2 separate regions of the Homo sapiens genome follow, and region 2 is linked to region 1. Evidence: chromatin loops called from intact Hi-C (ENCODE). Cell type or tissue: gastrocnemius medialis. All regions are shown on one strand.

Evidence for each region. A loop is a pair of places that touch in the nucleus more often than their neighbours do. Peaks named below come from ENCODE experiments on the same cell type or tissue, not always from the same donor. Only the 100,000 strongest peaks of a DNase experiment are listed, where the experiment ranks them.
Region 2: it touches region 1 in a loop (5-fold over the local background); 13 of 110 quality-filtered maps call a loop at or near these places.

What each region holds. Positions count from the first base shown.
Region 1 is chr13:112,930,686-112,933,185 of GRCh38, reverse strand. LOC124903214 (a long non-coding RNA gene) reads left to right here and starts at 1,834. Exons shown (of 2, transcript XR_007063877.1): 1 at 1,834-2,126. It also overlaps a transcript of MCF2L not described here. In gastrocnemius medialis, a CTCF peak has its summit at 1,556; no DNase peak of the experiment used is centred here; H3K27me3 peaks cover 116 bases.
Region 2 is chr13:113,193,844-113,196,343 of GRCh38, reverse strand. It overlaps PCID2 (PCI domain containing 2), which reads left to right. Exons shown (of 14, transcript NM_001127202.4): 5 at 122-163; 6 at 1,219-1,273. Among named protein-coding and RNA genes, the nearest start is that of PCID2, 14 kb to the left of the region's middle. In gastrocnemius medialis, no CTCF peak of the experiment used is centred here; no DNase peak of the experiment used is centred here.

The DNA.
Region 1 (2,500 bases):
CCCCTGCGGGGCCAGCGCCCGGACCTCCAGGAGGCTGTGGGTCTCCCAGAAGGCTGTCGGCCCAGCACTCCTGCTCCTCAGCTTGTGGTTAAGTTCGTTTCTTTCTTTTCTCCTTCCTTCCTTCATGTTTATTTATTTATTTATTTATTTATTTTGAGATGGAGCCTTGCTCTGTCACCCAGGTTGGGGGGCAGTGGCACAATCTTGCCTCACTAAAATCTCCACCTCCTGCGTTCAAGCAATTCTCCTGTCTCAGCCTCCTGGGTAGCTGGGATTACAGGTGTGTGTCACCACACCAGGCTAATTTTTGTATTTTTAGTAGAGACGGGGTTTCACCATGTTGGCCAGGCTGGTCTTCAACTCCTGACCTCAGATGATCCACCCGCGTTGACCTCCCAAAGTGCTGGGATTACAGGTGCCAGCCACCGCACCCAGCCAAAGTCGTTTATTTCTCTTTTGCTAAAATACAGATACCTATGAGGGGCCACACAGGCCCACTGACGGTACTGAGATGCTTCTTTTTTAAGTAACTTTGTTTAGCTTTGTTTAGAACAGCTTTAGATTTACAGCAAAACTGACATAGAACAGGGCTCCCACACACCCCTCCCCCAGTGTCCTCCAATATTCATATCTTAAGCTTATGGTGCCTTTGTTGCAATTAATGAGCCAATATTGGTACATTATTATTAACTATGCACAGTTTATTCAGGTTTCCACAGTTTTTGCCTAATATATTCTTCTGTTCTAGGATTCAGTCATCCTGTCTCCTTCAGCTCCTCTTGGCTGTGACAGCTTCTCAGAGCTCCCTTATTTTTGATGACTTTGACAGTTTTGAGGGCTACTGGTCAGGTATACTGGAAGCCTCTGTTGGAACTCTGACGTCCTTCTCATGATTGGAGTGGGGAGGATGTGCTTGGGGAGGAGGACTACAGAGGTAAAGTGCCATCCCGGTCACGCCTTACCCAGGGCACGAGTCTACACGCCTGGTCGCCATCGGTGCTGACCTCGATTGCCTGGCTCAGGTCGTCAGGTCCTCTGCTGGGAAGTTACTCTTTCTCCCTCTTTTCGTCTTGAACTCTTCGGAACCACATAGCTGCGCACATCCCACACTCAGGAAGTAGGGTTCTGAGCTCCCCTCGTGACAACAACTCATCTACATGAAGGATGGGGAATTCTTCTGCAAGGGAGACTTATCTCTTGTCTCCAGTCATGTATTAATATCTATTCAATCATTTACGTCAGTGTGGACCCACGCTTCTTCATCTTGTTCTTGGGGTTATAATACAACGCGACTTGACTTTGCTGCTCAAATTGTTCTGCTTTGGTCATGGGGAGTGTTCGGTGGTTCCTGCGTCCCTCTGGCCTGCCCCCATCCACGTGGGTTTGGGTTTTGTTTTGTTTGTTTTGTTCCTCCCTTTCTGTCACTGTAAGATGATCCAGTCTCATCTTGCATACTTCCTGCCTCCATCCTGGAATCTGCGGTTTCTCTAAGAAGCCCAGTTGCTTTTACTGAAGAATGGAATTAGAAACCAAGATCTGGCCACTGGGGACGCTCGTGGACACTGGCTGCTGCTGCTTCCAGGCCCTCTCAGCTGTCAAGGTGAGGAGAGGCAGGCGTGTGCTATGGGATGTGCACAGTATTTCTGTATGTCGCCACCTGTATCTGCACTAAGCTAAGCGTCAGTTCACACTGACGCCGCACACCTGCTCTGTTACAACACGGGTGTAGCCTCTCCTGGAACAGTGAGAAAGCAGCTCCCATCCGCAGACAGCTGCTCACCTAATCGCTCAGTTTCAGCTTCCGGCAGAGCAGCGTCAGCACTGCCGACCTGTATCTACGGGAAACGACGTAATTAAGTGGAGCCTGGGGCGTTTGTGTGGCTTCTTTTGCCTCTAGTCTCACAGACCCCACTCCTGCCCAGAGTCACGCAGGTCAGCACCCTGTTCCTCTTCTTCCGTGAGGCGGTTTCATGCATCTTCAGCACAGGTTGGCTCTCTGCCTCCTGTGCAGGCAGGAGAAAGGGATGTGGAAACACAGAGTGCCACTCCCTCCCCACTGGGAGGCCCCAGAAGACACAGCCAGGACTCTGAACCTCTGTTTGTCATCTGCACGCTGAACCGCTCAGGTGAGAGGCGCGTCCTGGCTCTAACACGCTCCAGTAAAGCTGGCTTGTGTCTCCTGGTTCCTGCATTCCTTCCGGGGACCCCTCTGACCTCCGAAATGATTTTTACTATTTATTTATTTATTTGAGACGGAGTCTCACTCTGTCACCCAGGCTGGAGTGCAATGGCGTGATCTTGGCTCACTCCAACCCCTGCCTCCTGGGTTCAAGCAATTCTCTTGCCTCAGCCTCCTGAGTAGCTGGGATTACAGGCACGCTCCACCATGCCTGGCTAATTTTTGTATTTTTAGTAGAGATGGGGCTTCACCATGTTGGCCAGGCTGGTCTCGAACTCCTGACCTCAAGTGATCTGCCCTCCTCAGCCTCCCACAGTGCTG
Region 2 (2,500 bases), 260 kb before region 1:
TTGCAACATAAATCTGCTCAAGGGTGATCTACATTCCTTAAAATTTAGATTCTTATTCTTTACTTTTATCGTACGTAGCATTATTTGAACTTTGTATGCCATATCTTCCTTAATACAGTACATCATTCTTGCGAGCATTCCAGGCCCACAAAGAAGAAAACTGGTAAGTGTGAACAGAAACAGCTGAATTAGCAAATGGCAATTTTTTTAGCAGAATCTTTTTACAAATTTGCTTTAAATAAATGTGTATTGTATTTTCCATGTGGATATTTGGTAATCAGTGTGTTGACATATGGTAATATCTACACAGATGAGTGGAGTCACAAATCTAGTAAACTGAAATGGTAGATCAGCCACATTGTTTGCAGTGTGTCTATGTCAATATAGTATTATTTTTATTTCAGATGTCCATTTCCCTAGATATTTATTAAATACTGTTTTTTCCTTCAGTTGTCAATTTTGAACTTTTGGTTTTAAACCTTAGATAAAAGAGGTAGACCAACTACGGTTCATTTGGGGTGTTCTAATACATAATAATGGTGGTATTTTTAAATGCCTTGCCAAACTAAATTTTATGATTTATTAACAAACTATAGGTTAATACTGAAATTTGTTTATACTGAAATAACCAAAGGCCTTTTGCAAACAAACCCGCCCTTTTATCTTTTTTTTTTTTTGAGAAGGAGTCTTGCTCAGTCGCCGAGGCTGGAGTGCAGTGGCGCAGTCTTGGCTCACTGCAGCCTCTGCCTCCCGCCACCCTTTTATCTTTTAACGTGAAAACTTGCACATGAAAACAGTCCAGTTTTGCCAGTTGGCTGTAAAAGTTGTTTTGTGACATTTTGTGTATTACATATTCTGGTTCCTGTTAGGAAATCTGATCAAACCACTTCTTTTTTAGTGGTGCTGTTTGGATACTGGTGGGAAGCTGAGGGGAGGAGGATATCCTGGGAGCCCAGAACTGAAGCAGGGCTGAGGTCTCTGACAGGGTTGGGGACAGGGGTGTGGAGCACCGCATTGTGGGGCCCCAGGATGATCAGGAAGTCTGAGGCCTGCAGCCTGCCTGGACAGAAGGTGAGGAAGCAGACAACTGTCAGAGTTTTGGATAAGTGCGGACTCCATTCTGGATAGTAGCCCTGGGTGTCCGTGTTCTTCCCACCTCTGGGGATGGAATCTTGGCCCACGTAGCCCCTCACACTTGTTTACTTTTTTGCCCTGCAGGGCTCTGCCTGTCATGTATGCAGTAGCGCTTGACCTTCGAGTGTTTGCCAATAATGTAAGTTTAATTTGCTGTCATTATTATTTTAAAACTAAAACTTGGTGACTATCTGTTGTTTAATTTCATGTCATTCTTCCCAGAAGTTTTGAGGAGCAAATTGGAGTTGAGATGTGTCTGGTATAGGGAGCAAAAGAAAGATATTGACTATTCTTTCTGGGTTAACACCAACAGATTTATATAAACATTTGCTCAGATTTCCACACTGTTCATATAGAGGGAGAGGTTCCATTTTGTGGTTAACCATTTATGGTATGTGTTATTTTTATGAAGTGAGTGGAACAACAACAAATGAGCTTATTCTGCATCTCTTCTACCTTTAAGATGTGGCCTGCTCCCCCACCAAAAAGAATTCAGCTTCATATAGATTTGGGCAGTAGGAGGGGGCTTCCCTGGGGTGAAGGGAGATCCTGGGTTTTATGGAGGCGACGTCCCCATGGGGACCCACGGAAGTCCCCATTATGGAGCAGCATTTGTCAACCTTTTGGTTTTAGGACGACCCCTTTACAGTTTTAGAAATGATTGTTGACTTCAGTTCCAGTCAGGATGCAATGGATTTCACCCTATTGTGCCTGCTAGAAACAGTTAAAACCCTGGGAGTTGTCAGGCCGGCATGGCTATGGGAGGTGGAGAGAAGAGGGGGATGGGGCTCAGAGTCACGTGTAGGGAGTCTCCAGGTTTCCTTTTTGTCTCCTGTCTGTCCTGGACTGGGCGCGTTAGAAACCTGAAGCCTTTCACCATCAGGCAGAGACAAAAAGCCCCAAGGAAACCAGGAGGCTGGGAAGACAGTCCAATCCAGCAAGACAGAACTCTGACCGTCACTGCCTCACTCCAGTGCCAGGCGCAAAGAAGTCAGCAGGTCCGTCCCACCCCATCTGCAAAGTGGTGCGGACTGGGGGTGGCCCAGGACCTCCACCCTGGGCTAGCAGTAATGAGGAGCTAGTCCCCCTCCCCACCAGGTGGATGTCAGAGGCTAAGCAGGGGACCTAGACCTCCCCGACTCAGTGGCTAAGGGGATGCACCTGTTTCTCTGCTTGCATGGTGAGGCCTGCTAAACAAGATAAATAAAGTCCATAGTCTCGTCAGGTAGTGCCTCAAATGTCCGGGATCTAATCGACACTGATTACCAGGAAAATCTCAACTTTCAGAGATTTCAAATGAGAAAAAACATTCAGCAGAAGACACCAAGGCTGAGATTGTACAAATGTTGGAATTATGTGACAAGAG